2 separate regions of the Homo sapiens genome follow, and region 2 is linked to region 1. A link is an interaction called in ENCODE POLR2A ChIA-PET data of the cell type or tissue named here. Cell type or tissue: CD4-positive, alpha-beta T cell. All regions are shown on one strand. Links, peaks and the distances in the headings refer to the core of each region. The heading gives the core; the rest is flanking DNA.

Region 1 (4,395 bases), core at 267-4,266:
TTTACTTTCAAACCACAGATCCCAGAGGACTATCTAGTGGCTATTAAACTGTCATTCATCTTTTAAATGATTGCACAACTGAGCTGACTCTATCGGTTCTCAGCTTTCAGACTGAGAATTATTGTCCTGTTTTCACTCAGATTTTTCTGGGTTCCATTTGCTTGCTGCCACATATTTTATAACACCACTGCACGTGTACCTGTGTGAGGAGCAGGAGAGGCATCGTTGACAGAGTCTTCAGGTTACTTTTTGCAACCTGGTAACAACTGAGGGCCAGGATGGAGCTGGGAGAAGTGAAGTGCTTTCAGGAAAATTTTACTTGGATGCACACTTAATTTTTTTTTTTTTTCCCCAGCTCACAGAGCTTGGGTGTGTGGTGATGGCCTTTTCCATTGGAAGAATAACCCCTTGTGAGGTTGGATAAACAAACAAAAATGTTAGAACAAGATTAAACATCCACATCTTTTGTTTAACTTCTTCCTGCAAGTTGTACATAATGTAATTGCTAAAGGCATGTGCCAGAGAGCATGAGTTGAAGTTAGAGAAGACTCCAGCTTGGGTTGTGTTTTCTTGGGCAGGGTGGAGAAAAGTATATCATAATAGCTTCTATATGCACCACGCTTGGTAGTGTCCATAACTTATCACATTATGCCACACCATGAAGGTTGACAGCATTCGTCCCATAAATGATAAGGCCTTTCTTTCCAGGGAGTTACCAGTTCACCTTCTATTCAGTTCTGCGTGGGTGAGACTCAGTTGTGGGAGTATCCGTGTGCATGTGTGCGTTATTATGACATCTTTCTACCCATTCCAGAGTTATCCAATTTAACTTGCCTCCTCATATTTTTACAGTGGACTGAAAATTCTTTTTGTTTAAGTGTTCTCCTTGGGATGACACAATTTATAATTCTATATACAGCACCTCATCCACTTTAACAGCTTCTTCACCAGCCCTAAGCAGGTGGCCACTTTTGTTCTTTTGCAGGGAGTCTTACCAGGTGACTCGACGTCCCTGTCCCTCACCTAAGTGAGGATGCTGGGCTGTGCTAATTTTACACCCTGGGAGTGACCCAGACATTCTCCCTTTGCTGCCTCCTCCCTTGACACAAATTGGGGACGTTTTCCATGTCCTGCCAAGTTTTCACCCTGGAGTCCTGTTGAGCAGCCGGATGTAAACCCCTGCAGAGTAGGGGCAGTTTTGGGGTGAAGGGGAGGAGGTGTTTTAATGAAAATGCTGACACAACCTTAAGTACAGTGGCGCTCTACCGGGTGCTGCTATAATAAAAAAGGGAACAGATTAAAAAGTGTCTAAAATGTAAATCTAAAGGACTAACAGTAATTAAAATGGAAATGGCACAGGGAGGGAAGGCATGTAATTGTGAGATATCACTGTGCAGAAGGCTCTCAGCTTTGTTTTGCTGGCTGTTTTTCTAATTCAGCAGGGCTTACTCATCAGTGGCAGTTCAATGCGCGTTAATGACTCTGGGATTGCAGGCATCACTCTGGACAAAGAAATGATTATTGTGCGGTCAAAAGAAGTTCAAAGACAAGAAGGGAATTTCAGTTTTTTCCTTAGAGATCCACATTCAAGAGCATATAAATTAAGCCAAATGTTAAAAACCACAGTCTGAAAGCTGACTTCAAAGTCACAACTCTCTAATTAATGAACTGCGAGCTTCAGTTTGGACAAGTTGTGGTTTGATGCGCCCATAAATCAACATGACAGGCCTGTTTCACAGTCTCAGACAGTGCTTGTCATTGAGTCACATCAGATGTAAACACAGCAGAAAAAAGAAGGGGTATGAAGGAGGTGCAATTGATCAACAGAATTGGTAAAAACCCACTTTTGAAGCACATTATGCATGATCACAGGAAATGGTTACAGCCTCAAGAGGTTTCCCCTTCTGCTGTTGCTTTTTTGAATCAGATTGCTAACAGCCTTCAAAAGGGAGAATAAGAATTATGGAGTTTCTCCCCTGTGGCTTGCAGGCAATAACCCCCTGTTGTTATTTTGTGCTTCTTTCTTTTCAAAGGCATCAAAATTTAGTTTTTTAAAGATCTTTAACTCTATATTTGAAGACAAACAAAAAAGGGCTGCCACTGTCATTCTTATCAGTTACCAGGGATTGCGTTTTTCCTTTCTGTTGCCACTTCTTATTAACCTCTTATTTGGTCTGTGAGACATAGTTTGGAATGCACGTCTGCATGCTGGGAGAACATGAAAGTTCAGATGAGCTCAGAGGGCACATAAAGAAATGGGAAGGGGAAAGTTACACAGCAGAAAGAAGGATAAAAGTTACCTCTCCCAAATTGCTGTTGTCAGAAAGGAAAGCATCTCAGAGCACAAAGATGATAGTGGTCCCTGAGTTTGGGAAGGGAGTGGCAGGGGGTGGGGAGTGTAGGGGAGAAGGAGAACACTTTGTGTCTAAACAAGGAGAAAGCAAGACATTGTAGGAACATTCTTGCATCTCCAGGTCGCTAGGTTTGCTGTGGTCCATGCTTTGTCATCCACTTCCCAGGCAAAGGTGACCCAGGAGATAGGTTGCTTTGAATATCCTTTGAGGTAGGCAGACCAGTGGATGGGTCTCCTTGGATTCATGGTGCCAGTGGATTTGTCTGAGACCCAGGGTAACAATGCTTAGGAGATCTGTAGTTTCCTGAGGTAGGGACCAGTCTCCTGGAATTATCATGCAGGTGGTGGTCCTTTTGTGCTAAAATGAGATGGAGTCACACGGTAGCATTTTCATGATGTGGACTGGTGGTTATGATTTTAACAAGGTTTGAACTTGGTTGTTGACAGATGGAACAAGTATGTTAATTTACTGAGTCCCCAGTCATTAGCGGCTCATAATTTTATATTGTCAGGCTCCCCCCACCCCCTTTTTTTCCTGTTTTGATTACCTCTGCAATAAGACACCTGATCTTTGGCCAGAACGATGTACCTTTGCTCTTTTTTTTTTCCTTCCCTCCTAAAGTTGCCTTGAGATGTTTCCTTGGGAAAGTTTGGCTCCATATTGGGTTGGACCAAGACAGGACCTTCCTTAAGAAGATACGTGCTCTTAGGTAGGGGAGGAAGAGAGGATGTAGGCCCAATACAGCTATTGAAGTGACTGCTCATGAATATTGGACAGAAGTGGTGAGGAAAATAGACAGCAGAATTCATTTTAAATCGAGCTACAAAAAAAGATTCCATCCTGTGCGGGTGAGGTAGGCTAAGTTGATTGTTTTAAAAGGGCCGTTTGTCCCGGGCAGTTATGACAGTTTATGTTAGGCAGTAGGGAGTAGCCGAAGAAAGGAAAACAGACCTTTGACTGCAGCTCTAGGGAGGGGATCCGAAACTCGAGGTTTATCAGGGCATTTTAGCATTTTAACACTGACTACTGACCTGCCGAGGGGACTGCACGGAGACCTTTTTTGTATGCATTCAATTGTGAGAAGTAAACAAATGGACCCGTATCCTGTGTTTGGTAACTGGGTGGGGAGCGCAGTTTGGCAACCGGTGTTGCTTTTAAATTCTTTCTTTGGACAATGGGCCTTGTATACTTTTATATCCTGGCTTTTCAAACGTAGACAGCTTTCATGAGCTTTTTCCTAGGGATGGCCACAGAGACAACAGAAAAGGCATCAGTCATTTTACATAAATACAAAATTTTTAAACATTTCATTTACAGTAAGGCAGGAAACACCCTCCCCCACCTCCAGCTGTACCCCCCCCATTATAGTCTGCTTTCAGAAAAGCTAATTCCCTGATCTTTTATTGTGTCAATGTTGTTTTTTTCTCTTCCCTTTTTTTTGTAATGTTGTGAGTTAATATCTGTTGAAGAAGTGAAAAAATCGTTTTGACATGAATATAACTATCACTGGGTTTTACATTAATGTGATAACTTGGGAAGGGGTGAAAACAATTGGATCATTTTATGCATGCTGTTCTTAAAATGAAAACACTGGCTTTTCATTTAAATTTATTTAAATTTTTGTTGTTAGTGGTATAGAATTTGTTTTTTGGAGTGAAACTCAATTAACTTTCTCAGTGGCATGGTAGTAAGTCTGAAATTGGTTGCTAATATGAGAATGATGGTTTTTACTGTAAAATAAACTACATGAAGACCGAAAGGAAACCACCATTTTTCTCTTTCTTTGAACTTTGCATCAGAAGGTCTTGATATACATACCATTTTATGGATGTATCAGATCAAGGTCATGTGTTAGGTTAAGTGAATGCAGTTGTTTGTAAAGTATAGTTATTAGCCAGAACATGTAAGCTCTGAAAGGGCTTGGATAGTCCTTTTAGTTGTAAAAGTCTCTCTGATCTTTTGAATCATACTCAGAATTAGGAACACTGATCTTGTTCTTTTCTTGAAGAAACTTTTCTTTTTTTTTTGCTACAGTTTGGGA
Region 2 (4,395 bases), core at 279-4,278, 81 kb after region 1:
CCTACTGGGAGGCACCCTTTTCCCTCAGTATGCCCTATGTAATTTTTTAATATTTTTATCCTTACGAGGCTAGAGATTTTCTGACAACAGTATGTTAGTTTCATTTGGTCCGTGAATGGAGATGGCAGCAAATATTCTCAGACCCTCCCAGATCTGGCTAAGACATCCCCTTATTTAGGAACGACCCTCCCCTGGCATACCCTACTCTCCATCGCCTGTTGGCAATAAACGTGCCTTGTGGATATTCCTTAAAAGCCTTCCTGCCATCCCTCTAGCAGTCACTGTAAAGTTCAAATCTCAAAGATGCTTAGGAGCCAAGATTCTCTCTGCTCGTGCCCAGCAGCCCCTGCTGTGAGCTCACTGCCTTCCCCAGCACGACCTCCTAGGCTGCTGCCTTCCTTTCTGTTGGAGTCTGGAGTCAGGCTAACTCCTAAAAATCTGCAGAGAGGTCTCTGGAGGGAGGACCCAAGCCTGTTACTACCTAAGCCAGAATTTTACACCTAGTTTCCTTGAATAGAGAAGTCCAACCCCAGAGGTGTGCACACACACCCGCCCTGCAAATCAGTGACGGGGAGAAAGCCTGACTTTTCTTGGGTTTTGCTAGTGGGGGAAATTGCTCATTTGGAAGGGCACCAGCAAGCTTAAAACAAAACTTAGCTAGGAACTCAGCAGTCGACTGTGTTTAACTTTGAGTTTTTATGTTTTTCTTACACAGTAACCCTTCCCTTATTAAAAACATGCAGAGCAGCCACGCCTACTGCACACCTCTCAATGCAGCTTTACAGGTAAGATTAACGGCCGTCCCGAATATGCAGCAGAGGCACAGGTCTCCCCTACTCATTTCAAAATATATTAGCCTTGCTCTAATTAGATATTAAATTTTAATTCCGTTAAACTTTTTTCTTAAGTGCACAAAGCATCATACTCCCTGGAGGCAAACACATCGGGCTGCTTCAGCGTTAGCGGGATGCTTAGCATTTTGAATATTGTGGCAAAAAAATTAAAAGTTCACTTATTAATATTTATCAGCAGTATCATAATTTCCATCCTCTTATTTCAGAATTTCACTTGAGGCAAAAATACCACAAGTGTAATTACTCTAGCACAGCTATTAATGTGCTGGATGATAGGCCACTGCGTCACATGACCTTCTATTGTTCATGGGTTTAAAGAGAAAGCAGGGCTTTGTATTTCTTTTTCTTCTTTTAAAGTCGACTGTAGCATCTTGGCTTTTGTCTGGGGTGGGGAGGATCTGGGGTCTGGTTCACTTTGTAAAAGTAAACCATGTCTGTTTAAACAATAGAGGTGTTTAAGAAGACTCTTTAGTTTTCCTGCAGATTGTTCAAGATTACATGATAATCACACGGAGTATTTATTTCCTACTGACAAACCAAGTACTTGTTACATCACCAATGGTACCAGGAGATGAAGACGCGGGTTTTGAGCAGGAGCGAGATTACCACCCAAAAAGGAGCTACCTGAGGCAGCCCAGCTTCTAGCAAACTTTTTACATGTTGCACATTTCAGTTCTTAAATGAAGGCTACTCCAGTGTCATTTCATTAAAGTACCTGGGTGTAGTACTCAAGTCCCCCCTCAAGAGTTCATAAGTAAGCAGTATCCTTTTGGCCAGTGGTCCTGTTTTTGCCCCTACCCAGACTGTTCGAGAAGCATATTCTATAGATAAATCTGACATTTGTCATCCAATACCATTGCAGTCCTCTGCAGCATACATTCTCAATGGGGGCTGTATCACCCCTAGATTGGTTCTGAGATACTGCAATGTCTTGTGTCCTTCCAAAGGACCATAATACTTGAGCAAATATGAACATTTCTTGGGGTGAGGGCAGAAAGAGAGAAACAAAAGTCTAAAAAGGGACAATAATGAAAAAACAGTTGAGACCTTTAGTATGATGGGAACAGGATGAGGAAGGAGGAGATACTGACAGGAGCCCTGGGTCTTGCTCTGCATTAAACAGATATTTATGGACATTAAACAGATATTTATGGAGCACGACTCTGTACCCTACAGGCCCAGAATAGTCTTAAGGCTCCTGGGAATTGATGATAGGCCATTTACCCAGTTTCAGTTTAGAGGCAGATTCACTGGCCTTAGCATTTCAGTAATTATATTTATTTATTTTTAGCCTGAACCAGATTTAATAGGAGAAACTACTTTCTGCGTTTCTTTTAATTACTTGTAGTTTACACAGTAACTTTAGAAGAGTAAATGAAAGCATGCTTCGATGCTGCCACTGTAAATACCATTCATTAGTAACTTATTTTCCCTGGAGTCTTGTGAAGTGTGAATTTAAAGCCTGCTCTATCTGGAATATGGAATAGTATTAAGATTACAAGCACATTTTATATTCATGAGCCGGAAAGGCAAAAAAAAAAAAAAAGTGATCCTCCATCCTCTGAATTCTCTTAACTATGTGACTAATTTCAATTAGTATGCTTTGTCATTACAGAACTGTTCAGGTTTCATCTCTGAACATTTGCTTTTGGCATCTTCTTCAGTAGCCCAAAACTGTCCTGCCGTTTTCCAAGAACACTTTCCGTCCATAATGAGGCAAGGGGAATAAATTGATACAAATTCATGATTTGAGAAGTGGATTGTTTCCCTCTCTTCTACGAGTTTGGATCCCTGATCAGTAGACAGACACATAAGACAACTTTCTACTGTGCAAATTAAATAAGGATTCTGCCAGCAGGCCTTCCTTTCCATTACCGCCTATTTCCATTTTTCAAGACAAGTAAAAATAATAGTGGAACAATATCTTCAAAAAAATTACTAGAGCAACATAATGCATGATATACAATATATAAAATAGGACAGCAGAATCCACTACAGAAATAAAACATGGGACTTGGGACAGATTGCATTATGCTCTGAAAAGTGAAGTAACTAAGGGTAACCGTAAAGCTTCGTATTTATAGACTGCCTTTCCCCTGAGGATCTCAGAGTGGTTAATGTTCCAGGAGCGAGGGTGCTTATGGACTTCTGCACCATTACTTAAGCAACTTCATTTTTTGGCAGAGGTGCCAGCTTGATATGAAACCACATGCTGTGCAAGGACCATTTATATAATTAACTCCATTTTTGTAACACACCTGCTTCTAAGTGGACATCAACTACCAAAAAAAAAAAAAAAAAAACACTTTGTTAGGCAGAAGCAGTTAGTGAAAATTTATCTAACCTTGGGTGGGTTGCTCTGATCACTTGCTTAACAGAGAGCGTGTTCAAGAAGCTCTCTTGCGGATCAGGCACTGGGATCTCTCTGCAGCCCATTTGATCATTTTTTCAAGGGACAAGGCTGGTTTTCATCACTTACATCGTTCTTGCCTGAGAACCCAGGGATCAGTATAAGTGCTTGCCTTTGTATGCGTTTCACTACTGTGGCTGTTGGGTCTCAGCCCATGTTCTATGATCCAATCCCAATCAGCAATGGCCTTGACCTAGAATACTTTGAGAGCCAAAGAGAATAAATACTCATCCCAAGAAAGTTGCCTTCTCTAGAGGATGACAAACTCATCCCAATGAACACGTTCATATCAGCATTTCAATTTTGTCTTCACAGTTTTTGACCAGGGAAGCTGCTAAAATAATTAAGCTAGCAGCAGCCCCACTTTTGCCACATTCTGACCTTGGAATAGTGAAATTGTCTTATGAGAGCTTATCTTATGGTATTTCCAGTGGAAAGACACTCAGCAGAATTTCTGTGACTGAGACAACAGTGGTCACACCTCTCTCAGATAAAAGCAGTTAAGATGCTTGTCCAACTGCAGTTTGCAAAAAAAAAAAAAAAAAACAAAAAAAAACAAAAAAAAAAAACAAATAATAGTAGTTCTGGCAACTGCTCTGCCAAAAAAAAAACAAAAAGAAAGAAAGAAAAAAAGCTTTATCGCAATTATAAAAGAGCTGTTGGAAAAAGTACTTGATGCAAATTATTTGACACACTGTAGGAGAGTGTGGAATGTTCACATTTGCTGTTCATCAAAATGAGTTCACCACATTTGGAAATAAACACAGGATTTTCCCCCTACTTTTTAAAAGAAGGCAGTTATACACATTTACAAGTAGAAGGAAGGAAAAGCTGTGGGCTTACATAGGGCCGAGCTTTGAAACAGTCCATTATCCAATGCTGTGTTTGGTGAGTGTGCACAGGACTTCTAACACAGGGCTTGTACCTAGAAAGCCCTGGCTTTGCGGTTTGTACAGTGAGTGAGGCTGCGATTGTCATACTAGCCAGACAGATTTCTGCAGCCCAGCTTTGCACTCTTTTGGCTTTTACTTTCTTTCTAGAGCCAGGATTTCTAGAATAGTTCGGACTCTTGTATGACTGGCCAGTGGAAGTCACTATGCCAGATCATCTTGTGAAAAGAAGTACATCTAA

The links. Peaks named below come from ENCODE experiments on the same cell type or tissue, not always from the same donor. Only the 100,000 strongest peaks of a DNase experiment are listed, where the experiment ranks them.
Region 2: POLR2A ChIA-PET joins it to region 1 with 6 read pairs; 5 of 35 experiments call an interaction of 5 or more read pairs at or near these places.

Annotation. Positions count from the first base shown.
Region 1 is chr3:71,048,125-71,052,519 of GRCh38, reverse strand. All of the region lies in intron 9 of FOXP1 (forkhead box P1), which reads left to right. Among named protein-coding and RNA genes, the nearest start is that of FOXP1-AS1, 240 kb to the left of the region's middle. RefSeq lists enhancers at 1,079-1,642, 820-2,514. In CD4-positive, alpha-beta T cell, for the core only: no CTCF peak of the experiment used is centred there; a DNase peak (open chromatin) is centred at 1,799; H3K27ac peaks cover 1,465 bases.
Region 2 is chr3:70,967,126-70,971,520 of GRCh38, reverse strand. FOXP1 (forkhead box P1) reads left to right here. Exons shown (of 21, transcript NM_001349338.3): 19 at 716-785. Among named protein-coding and RNA genes, the nearest start is that of FOXP1-AS1, 320 kb to the left of the region's middle. In CD4-positive, alpha-beta T cell, for the core only: no CTCF peak of the experiment used is centred there; no DNase peak of the experiment used is centred there.